Linked DNA regions of Homo sapiens: region 1 is linked to region 2. A link is a loop called in an ENCODE intact Hi-C map of the cell type or tissue named here. Cell type or tissue: ovary. All regions are shown on one strand. Links, peaks and the distances in the headings refer to the core of each region. The heading gives the core; the rest is flanking DNA. Region 1 overlaps PIP5K1C (phosphatidylinositol-4-phosphate 5-kinase type 1 gamma). Region 2 overlaps APBA3 (amyloid beta precursor protein binding family A member 3).

Region 1 (5,361 bases), core at 121-5,120, 85 kb after region 2:
GGCAGGAGAATCGCTTGAACCCGGGAGGCGGAGGCTGTAGTGAGCCGAGATCTGCAGCTACTCGGGGGAGGCTGAGGCAGGAGAATCGCTTGAACCCGGGAGGCGGAGGCTGTAGTGAGCCGAGATCTGCAGCTACTCGGGGGAGGCTGAGGCAGGAGAATCGCTTGAACCCGAGTGGCGGAGGCTGTAGTGAGCCAAGATCTGCAGCTACTCGGGGGAGGCTGAGACAGGAGAATCACTTAAACCCAAGAGGCAGAGGTTGTAGTGAGCCGAGATCTGTTTCAGTCAGCTATTGTATAACAAACCACCCCCAGACAGAAGCTTCAAACAACTGTGTATTTGCTTGCGATTCTGTTATTTGGGTTGGGTTCAGTTGGGTGGTTCTTCTGTAGGTCATACCTGGGGTTAGTTCCATGGCTGTGGTCGGCAGTGGCAGGAAATTCAAGCTCGTCCTACACTTGCCTGTCCAACCCTCAGCCAGGATGGCAGGAACAGCTGGGGCCGCCCGGTCTTTTTGCAGGGAGCTGGCCTCTGAGTGTCGTGGCCCAGGTTCCCAGAGGCACAGTGAGAAGTGCCAGCCTTCCTCACGCCCACACCATCCCTTGCATCACATTCTGTTGGTCAGAGCAAGTCACACTACTGCCAAGCGTCGCAGCCATCTGTGGACAGCCACAGAAGGCCTTTCTGCAGTTTAGCAGGAGAAGATTCTTGCACGGCCTACCCTTGTCCGCCGGGTCCTGGTCTGAGCCTCACCAGAGCTGAGGGTCGGCCCTGCCGCCTCCGGGTCCCCACCCCAGCCTGTGTCGTGGAGTGCCGCTGCCCAGCCTGGCCGTCCTGGCAGGTCCTCAGAGGGGCCTGTGGTCCCCATGGTCGGAGGCCTGCACGGCGGGAGGCCAGAGGATGGGTTGTTCCAGCGAATGAGGGAGGTGACCGTGAGCTCTGGCCCGGGGTTGCTTCCTGCTTGTGGGATCGCAGGACCCCGTGCCTGGGCCGTCCTCACACACCCGGGTTGCTGTGTCACGGCGAGCCTGCACCTGTCCTGGGGTGCCCAGCAGTTGCCCTCTGGGCAGCGGCCCCACCCAGGGGTGCAGGCCCCCTGTGCTACTCTGACACACCTGGGTCCCACTGCCGCCCCTTTCTCACTGGCCTTCCCTTGCTGCCCTCAGAGCTTTGCCAGAGTCTGTGAGCAGGTGACAGAGCAGGCCTGGGACCCCTGTTGTGGGGATGACAACAGCCATGTATCAGGTGGTGCCGTGTGCCGGGCAGTGAGGAGGGGATCGTTTGGTGCAGGTTGGCTGGAGGAGGCCTCTGAGGGGTGATGTTCAAGCCAGGTCTGGGGTGAAACAGGAACAAACCGTGAGGGAATCTTGGGACTGGCAGGCCAGGCAGAGGCACCGCTCGTGCAAAGGCCATGACACAGGGTGGCGCTGGCGTGCTGGAGGGACAGCGAGGGCCCGTGTGGCTGGAGCAGAGGGAGGAGCAGAGGGCAGGGAGGGGGCCACACAGGGTCTGGTGGGGTGACAGGGCCTGGTCTTCACCCTGCAGGGTTGCAGTGAGGCCTGGGGAGACCCTTGTCTGCGGTGGGGGCGGGGTGGGTGGGCCCCCTTTCGCAGAATCCCTCCCCTGCCGTGGGCTCTCCCCGGCCCCCCAGTCCCCAGCCCCCCAGTCCCCAGCTTCATCATCCTGGGCCTTCCAGGGCCCTGCCCACTCTCCCCCCGCCCCCACCGCCTCCAGGGCTGGGGCTTTCTCCTCCCAGCCATGGGGGTCTGGACCTTGGTTCTACAGGGATGAGGCCACCACTGTTCCTGTCCTGCCTGCTGTCACAGTGCCCTGCAGGTGCCCACAGGGGCTGAGGCACCTTCCACCCACCCTCGAGCTTGCCTCGCTGGGCCCTCTGCCCCACGGCGCCCTGTCGGTGAGCCCAGAATGTGCCCTGTTTCCTCTCACTGTGATGCCTCCCTCCCTCTGGCCACCTGTCCAGACCTCTCCGTCCCCATTCTTACTTTGGGTCTCACTGCAGAGCCAGCCTGACAATCTGCCTCCTCCCCCAGTTTAGTCATTCCCTGCCTCAGTGTCCATGTCAGACAGATGTGGAGAGGAAGCTCTGGCGGAGGCCTGTTGTGCAGAGAAAAGAGGAACGGGTATCTGTCAGTCCATGGGTCAGTCAACAAACACGCCCATGCTGTCAGCCCAGGGCAGGCCCCGTCCTGAGGGAGCCCCCAGGCTCAGCAGGAGGGACCAGGCTGGTCTGCAGGATGGGGCGGTGTCAGTGGGGTGGCAAAGGTGGCTGGTGTGGGACACAGTGTCCAGGGAGCACTGGCAGGGCCAGGGCGGAGACCAGGCGCAGGCCAGGGAACAGCTGGGTGCAGAGGCGGCCATGTGGCCCCGTGGAGAATGGCAGTGCCTCTAGGGCTCGAGCTGGCTTCAGCCGCACTTTATAGAGAGAGACTGAGGCTCAGAGAGAAGCCCTGGGCACACAGGGAGGTGGGGTGGCCGATGAGGTCACCGTGCAGCCAGCGATCAGAGCCGTGCACCGCAGGCCCGGGTCGCCACCACGTCCTGTGATGGGGCCAGGAGAGAGGGGCCCCAGCGGCAGAGCCCCCGCCTCGGGCCTGGCCAGCGGAAACTGCTCAGAGGGGCCACCTCCCGGCTCCGCAGCGCGGCTCGCCTTTCCTCCCCCGACTATTTTTAAAACCTAATTTCCTCGAAAACGGGGTGGCTCATTCAGCAGATAATTAGTCACGTCTCAGGCTGAGCAGAGCTCACCGTCATGACAGCCCCCTATGGGGGTCACGGCAGGCTCTGTGCCCTGAGCGGGCCTCATGGGGAGCGAGGATTGAGTGAAGATGGCGCTCACCTGCCCCCACCCCCTGGGCAGGCGGTGGCAGCAAGGCTGTGCTTTCTCCCCGTCCCCTCTCCTCCACAGGACACTCGGCTCTGGTCTCCCCTTGCTGCCCGTTCCTGCCTGCCCTGGGAGCCCCACATTTTCCCTGGGGTCCCCCAACCGAGTGCCTCCCCTCTCCGTCCTGCTCCACCTCCACCTCAGTGCTTCGGCCCCGGCCAGTCCCTTAACCCTACAGGCCCCCAGTGCAGGGACGTTCCCAGCAGGGCCCGAGCCGCCTGCCCCTCTCCTCTCCTCTCCCCGTTAGCCAGCTCAGGTGAGTCGGGCAGGTGAAGACGTGGAACCACAGAGGGAAACTGAGGCAGGGGGCCTACACCCAACACGGGTGACCCCGAGGTGCCTGGTGAGGTCAGCAGAGCTGGGTCTGGAGGGCCTCACTGCATCCACTGGGTCCCGGGGCCGTAGGGAGCCTGGGAGAGTCCGGGCAGGGGTGGACCCAAGCGCTGTGACCTCTCAGCATCGGGGCCACTGAGGAAAACAGCTGAGTCACCCAAGTGGGTGTGGGGGGGCCCCAGAGGGGTGGTTTCGCGAGTAGAGTCAGGACTGTGGGCAGGGAGGCCCCAGACAGGCCGAGCAGGGGGACGCCCGGGCCCCCGATGAGGTCTGGAACGTCCCGCCCCGGCCCACCGCTGGCTTCCTGCCCTCTCTTCTTTTCCTTCCCCCACACCCTGGACGTAAAACCGTGAATTGTTCTGCTCCCGGGCCGCCAACCCAAACATCACGTCAGCGTCCAGCACCTTCCGCCCCGCCGCGGCCCAGAGCAGGCCCTTTGTGGCCTGTCAGAGACCTGGGGGCGACTGGCCCTGTCCTCTGGAAGGACAGAGAAGCAGCCCGTCTTTCCCTTCACCGTGGCAGCCGGAATCCTGAGTCACCCCACTCCCTCCGTCCCCGTCCCCGCCCCTGCAGTGAGCACCATGGGTCTGTCCCCCAGATCCCTCCAGGGCCCACCCGCTGCCCACCCAGCCCTGCAGGGCATCCAGGTGGCCCGAGGGGAGGACCCTTCAGCTGTTCTTGCTGCCTTGAGAAGTACGCCCCCTCCCACCCAGGGCTGGGGTCCTCACTGGAGGGCTCCGTGTGAGGTCCTGGGCTGCCCAGACAAAGTCCCCGGGACTGGGGGGCTTGGAGCAGCAGGCCTTGAACAGGCGTTTGTTCTGGCTCAGCTCTGGAGGCCAGGAGCCTGAGGTCCAGGAGTGGGCAGGGCTCTGCCCTCCCGACCGACCTCGGAGAAGCTCCACACCCCTCTGCTCCTGGTGCCTCCGGGCATCCTTGGCGTTTCAGGGCCTGGAGGAGTGGTGCCCTCCCCGCCTCCACCCCACACGGCATCTTGGCCTCCCTGAGCGGCTTCTCTTATAAGGACAGCGGTGGATCCAGGGCCCACCCCACTCCGGCATGACCTCATCTTACCCAATGACATCAGCAAAGACTCTCTTTCCAAATACGGTTGCAGGCTGAGGTTCTTGGAAGGACGTGAATGTCGGAGGGACACCGTCCAACCCCGCACCCTCAGGCAGGCGTGGGGACTGACCACGACTGCAGGGGCCCACCAGCGTCTCGAATGCGGCCCCCTCCCCACCTGCCGCCTGCAGAGGCTCCTGACCCCAGCCCCCTCCCCACCTGCCGCCTGCCCCAGGTTCCTGACCGCAGTCCCCTCCCCACCTGCCGCCTGCAGAGGCTTCTGGCCCCAGCCCCCTCCATACCTGCTGCCTGCCCCGAGGCTCCTGACCCCAGGCCCCTCCCCGGCCTGCCCCTGCCCCGAGGCTCCTGACCCCAGCAAAGTTTTCCACCTCGTGCCTTCGTCTTGTCTCCGGCAGTTCTGACCCGGCAGCAGAGCAAAGCTATGGGCTGCTCCACCAAGTCGCATTCAGTTGCCTTCAGTGCCCGCGGTGGACGTGTTTTCAGACGGCAGGGCGGTCACCGGGGTGCAGCCTCTGGATGGGACACACGTGGGTCTCCCGTGCACCCACCGAGAGCAGCACAGTGCCCATGGGGGCCGAGGGGCGCTGGCAGGGCTGATAGGGTGGGGCATCGCCGACCCAGGCCCAGGTTTGACTTTCCTTCTCCTTCTGTGTGACCTCGGGTGGGTTCACCCCTCCCTCTGAGCATCTCTTTCCGCGTCATAAAACAGAAGGGCTCCCGCCTTCTCTGCACTCTTTGCTGGCTTTGTAAGGCCTTGGTCCAGAAAGACTTTTTGTCTCTCGGGGAAATTCTCCTCTGTCCCCTCTCCCGAGTCCACACCCAGCCGGGTCCCCACCCCTGACGGCCCCCGTCTGCACCGCGGACTCCGCACCCACCTCCTCACCTGTCTGCACCTCCCTGAACCTCGCCCAGTTGGCCCCTCACATGTCCTGGCCTCCCCTGCTCACCTCAGCCGGCCTGGAAGCCAGGGCCAGACCAGTTCCAACGCACTGCTGCCCAGCCCAGAGCAGGGAGGCAGCCAGAGGGCCGAGCCCTACGGAGCA
Region 2 (5,361 bases), core at 99-5,098:
GCCCAGGTAGTGCCCGCCCCGCCCTCCAGGCATCCTGGACTGCCTGGAACCAAGCAGGGAGACTCAGTCCTGCCCCTCCTCTATCTTCTTCCAGAGCCCCGAGACCCTGGCTTCCTACCCTGCCCCCCAGGAGGGTGAGTGTCCCGCCCACCCTAGCCTCAGGCACTGAAGGCCCCTAGACAGCCAGAATCAGGCTCACCAGCCTGGCAACAGCTTGCCAGTAAGGACGAGGTTCTCGGGAGCCTCTGAGGGTGGTTTCGAGCAGATTCCGGCTGGCCAGGGAGAGGAGAGCCAGCCTTGAGAACGGGGTAGAGTGAGAAGGGGACTGTGGGGCAGCTCCGGCCATTGGCAGCACTGGGTTCTAGAACCGGGCTTGGCAAATCATCGTCGTCGGGCCAGACCCAACTCACTGCCTGCTCACGTAGGTCTCGAGTTAAAGATGGTTTTTGCGTTTGGGGCTTCTTTACTTTTTTTGATGACTTCTGTTATCCAGGCTGGAGTGCAGTGGCTTGATCTCAGCTCACTGCAACCTCCATCTCCCAGGTTCAAGCGATCCTCCCACCTCAGTTTCCCAAATAGCTGAGACTACAGGTGCGTGCCACCACGCCCAGCTAATTTTATTTCGTATTTATTTGGGTAGAGATGGGGTTTCACCATGTTGCCCAAGCTGGTTTCAAACTCCTGAGCTCAAGCGATCTGCCTGCCTCAGCCTCCCAGAGTACTGAGATTACAGGCGTGAGCCACCATGCCCGGGTGTCCTTTGCATTTTTAATTGACTTTTTTTTTCATTGAAAGAAGAATACTATTTCTTTCTTTCTTTTTGAGACAGAGTCTGTCACCCAGGCTTGGAGTGCAGTGGCGTGATCCCGGCTCACTGCAACTTCCGCCTCCCGGGTTCAAGTGATTCTCCTGCCTCAGCCTCCCAAGTAGCTGGGATTACAGGTGCTCGCCACCACGCCCAGCTAATTTTTGTATTTTTAGTAGAGATGGGGTTTCACTGTGTTGGCCAGGCTGGTGTTGAACTCCTGACCTTGTGATCCGCCCGCCTTGGCCTCCTAAAGTGCTAGGATTACAAGCGTGAGCCACCACGCCTGGCCAAAGAATACTATTTCTTGACATGTGAAAATGATATGCTAGGCTGGATATGGTGGCTCACACGTGTAATCCCAGCTCTTTGGGAGGCTGAGGCAGGAGGATCGCTTGAGCCGGGAGTTGGAGACCAGCCTGGGCAACGTAGCAAGACCCCATCTCTACAAAAAATGTTTAAAGTTAGCCAGGTGTGGCGGTGCATGCCTGTAGTCCCAGCTACTCAGGAGGTTGAGGCGGGAGAAGTTCTTGAGCCCAGGAGGTCGAGACTGCGGTGAGCTGAGATCACCCCACGCCACTGCACTACAGCCTAGGCAACAGAGCGAGACTCTGTCTCAAAAATAAAAAAATGCAATTCAAATTTCAGTGTGCATAAGCTGGGCGCGGTGGCTCACGCCTATAATCCCAGCACTTTGGGAGGCCAAGGTGGGCAGATCACTAGGTCAGGAGTTCGAGACCAGCCTGGCCAACATTGGTGAAACCCCGTCTCTACTAAACATACAAAAATTAGCCGGGCATGGTAGTGCACGCCTGTAATCCCAGCTACTCAGGAGGCTGAGGCAGGAGAATCACATGAACCCGGGAGGCGGAGGTTGCGGTGAGCTGAGATCACGCCATTGCACTCCAGCCTGGGCAATAGAGTGAGACTCTGTCTCTAAAAAAAGAAAAACAAATTTCAGTGTACATAAATAAAGTTTTATTGGTACACATCATGCTTGGTTATTCATGTGTTGTCCATGGCTGCTCTGATGTTCGAATGGCAGAGGTGAGTAGCTGCAGCAGATACCTTGTGACCTACAAGGCTGAAAATATTTACTCTTTGGCCCTTTACAGAAAATGTTTGCCAAGCCCTGCCCTAAAAGCATGGGAAGAACAATTTCTGGCCCTCTGGAATGTTCTAGACTTTTTTTTTCAGTGGTGCAATCTCAGCTCACTTCAACCTCTGCCGCCCGGATTCAAGTGATTCTCCTGCTTCAGCCTCCTGAGTAGCTGAGATTACAAGCGTCCGCCACCGTGCCCAGCTAATTTTTATATTTTTAGTAGAGACGGCGTTTCACCGTCTTGGTCAGGCTGGTCTCAAACTCCTGACCTTGTGATCCACCCGCCTCGGCCTCCCAAAATGCTGGGATTACAGGTGTGAGCCACCGCGGCCAGCCTCTGTTCTACACTTCGCTAAGGATATAGGTCAGATAGTAAGTTCTGGCCGGGAAGGGTGGCTCACATCTGTAATCCCAACACTTTGAAAGGCTGATGTGGGAGGATCGCTTGAGCCCAGGAGTTCGAGACCAGCCTGGGCCACACAGCAAAACCCTGTCTCCACAAAAATAAAATCCCCCCCCAAAATTAGCCAGGCACGTGGCATGGGTCTATAATCCCAGCTACTTGGGAGGCTGAGGTGGGAGGATCACTTGAGGCTGCAGTGAGCTAAGATTGTGCCACTGCACTCCAGCCTGGGTGACAGTGAGACCATGTCTCAAAAAAAAGAAAAAAAAAAACAGTTCTGTGGTTGCAGAGAGAAAAACTGGTTTGAACCTATAGCTCTAAGAAGGTTCTAGAATCGAGCAGAGCTGTGACACCTAGGGAGTTCCAGGGCTTGGCATTTTGTCTGTTTCTAGGGTAAAGGAATCTGGGCTGATGAGAATGCTCAGAATTGGTGAACAGAGGCATCTGGTTCTACTCAGACTGGAGAATTCTAGAACCATGGAGGGAATAGTTATCTAGTGTTCTATAACCCTGGGCAGAGCTGTCCAATTATAGTGTAATCAGAAAGTTCTAGATGGAACTACAATAGAAATACAACGTGAGCCATATGTGATTTAAAATTTTGTAGTTATCCACGTTAAAAAATTAAAAACAGGTGAAATAACTTTTTTTTTTTTTAAACTGAGACGGAGTCTCGCTCTGTCGCCCAGGCTGCAGTGCAGTGGCACGATCTCAGCTCACCGCAACCTCCGCCTCCCAGCTTCAAGCGATTCTCTCGCCTCAGCCTCCTGAGTAACTGGAACTATAGGCATACGCCACCATACCTGGCTAAGAAATTAACTTTAATAACATTTTAATTAAGCTAACATATTTAAAATATTATTTCAACATACAATCAATATTTTTAATTTACTTTTTTATTTTTTTGAGACACAGTCTCACCTTGTTGCCCAGGCTGGAGTGCAATGGCGCAATCTTGGCTCACTGCAACCTCTGCCTCCTGGGTTCAAGTGATTCTCCTTCCTTAGCCTCCCGAGTAGCTGGGATTACAGGCGCCTGCCACCATGCCCAGCTAATTTTGGTATTTTTAGTAGAGACGGGGTTTCACCATGTTGGCCAGGCTGGTCTCAAACTCCTGACCTCAGGTGATCCGCCCGCCTCTGCCTCCCAAAGTGCTGGGATTACAGGCGTGAACCACCATGCCTGACCTTAAATTACTTTTTTTCATACCAAATCTTCAATATCTAGTGTGTATTTTCTATTTACATCTCTATTCAGTCGAGCCACATTTCAAGTCTGTGATAGATACATGTGCCTGGTGGCTACCACAGTGAATGACGTATCTCTCTAGAACCCCAGAGTGGAGCTCTTGTTCCAGAATGCTTAGATCCTGAAGGATAGTGGGCAGAACCGACTGTGGTGTAGGGTGAATTTCACTTAGTGGTGTCCAGAACGGGGCCCTACACCCGTGGTTCTAAACCAAAGAGCCGTAGTTACTGGTTAGAATGTTCTAGGGCCACTGGCAGAGCTGTCTGGCTCTGGGTAGCTCAGGGAATTCTAGAACCATGAGAGTAAAGCTTTTTTTTTTTTTTCCTTTTTGTTTTTGGAGATGGAATCTTGCTCTGTCACCCAGGCTGGTGTGCAGTGGTGCGATCTCTCTCGGCTCACTGCAACCTCCACCTCCTGGGTTCAAGTGATTCTCCCGCCTCAGCTTTCAAGTAGCTGGGATTATAGGCACGCGCCACCACGCCCAGCTAATTTTGTATTTTTAGTAGAGACGGGGTTTCGCCATGTTGGCCAGGCAGGTCTCGAACTCCTGACCTCAGGTGATCCACCCCCCCCCCCCGGCCTCCTAAAGTGCTGGGGTTACAGACGTGAGCCACCGCACCCAGCCAGGAGTAAAGCTTTATGTAGTTCTGGGCTGGGTTGGGAGTATTCTGGAACTGTCTAGAATTCTCCTGGAACAGAATTGTTTGTTCCTTGACTGGTCAGGTAATTCTTAGAATCCCTGGTGTAGCCAAAGGTGTGAACTACTGAAGGAGATTCTAGAACCACAGGAAGAGCTGCCTGACGCGATTGTGATTAAGATGTTCTGGAATCACGGAGCAGAGAAGTCTGATTCTAGAGTGATAATAAGATTCTAAAACTCCTGACAGAATTGCTATGAGACCTGTCAGAGAGTTCTGGAATCAAGGGTCAGAACCAGCTGGGGTTCTGGAGAGTATGGGAATTTTAGACAGGCAGCAGGGTCTGTCTCTGTTCTGAGTGGTTCTACAACCCGGGAACAGAGCTGCCTGCTATCCTGGGCTGACTGCAGACGGTTCTAGAACAGTGGGCAGAGCTGGCCAGTTCTAGATTGATGGAGGGAATTCCAGAACCAAGAAGCAGGGGTCCACTGTGGTTCTAGAATGTTGTGGAGGTTTCGAAATTGGAGTGGGGGGTGGAGCGTCGTGGCTCACGCCTGTCATCCCAGTACTTTAGGAGGCCAAGGCGGGTGGATCACTTGAGGTCGGGAGTTTGAGACCAGCCTGGCCAACGTGGCGAAACCCCGTCTCTACTAAAAATACAAAAACTAGCCAGGCGTGGTGGTGGGCGCCTGTAATCCCAGCTACTCATGAGACTGAGGCAGGAGAATCGTTTGAACCCAGGAAGCGGAGGTTGCAGTGAGCTGAGATCACACCACCGAGCTCCAGCCTGGGCGACAGAGCGAGACCGTGTCTCAAAAAAGCAGGAGTGGGACTGTCTGGTTCCGGCCTGATCATGGAATTCTGGGGACACGGGGTGAAGGTATCTGTGGGTGCTAGATCTGGCTTTGAATCCAGCCATGGCCTGGACTCACTGGTTTCCCACCTGCGAGTCCTTGAGGGATGGACAGAAGGTTCTAGACCTGTGAGGGCCAGGCTGCTTGGATGGTTCTAGAACAGTGGGCTGTGCTTCCTGGCTGGAGAGTGCTAAGCCACCAGCTAGAACACTGTGTCTCCCGGCCATCTCGGAGAGCGTAGCCCTGGGGCAGAGCCTGTGGGAGTGGGCCCCTGGGGGCCGACCCTCTTCGCTGTCGCCCTCAGTGCCTGG

Evidence for each region. Peaks named below come from ENCODE experiments on the same cell type or tissue, not always from the same donor. Only the 100,000 strongest peaks of a DNase experiment are listed, where the experiment ranks them.
Region 1: it touches region 2 in a loop (2.5-fold over the local background); 3 of 110 quality-filtered maps call a loop at or near these places.

The regions. Positions count from the first base shown.
Region 1 is chr19:3,669,257-3,674,617 of GRCh38, reverse strand. All of the region lies in intron 1 of PIP5K1C (phosphatidylinositol-4-phosphate 5-kinase type 1 gamma), which reads left to right. Among named protein-coding and RNA genes, the nearest start is that of PIP5K1C, 29 kb to the left of the region's middle. RefSeq lists enhancers at 58-851, 1,788-2,463. In ovary, for the core only: a CTCF peak has its summit at 2,644; DNase peaks (open chromatin) are centred at 3,075, 3,417 and 4,337; H3K27ac peaks cover 3,479 bases.
Region 2 is chr19:3,754,334-3,759,694 of GRCh38, reverse strand. It overlaps APBA3 (amyloid beta precursor protein binding family A member 3), which reads left to right. Exons shown (of 11, transcript NM_004886.4): 2 at 1-6; 3 at 95-134; 4 at 5,355-5,361. Among named protein-coding and RNA genes, the nearest start is that of APBA3, 4.7 kb to the left of the region's middle. In ovary, for the core only: no CTCF peak of the experiment used is centred there; no DNase peak of the experiment used is centred there.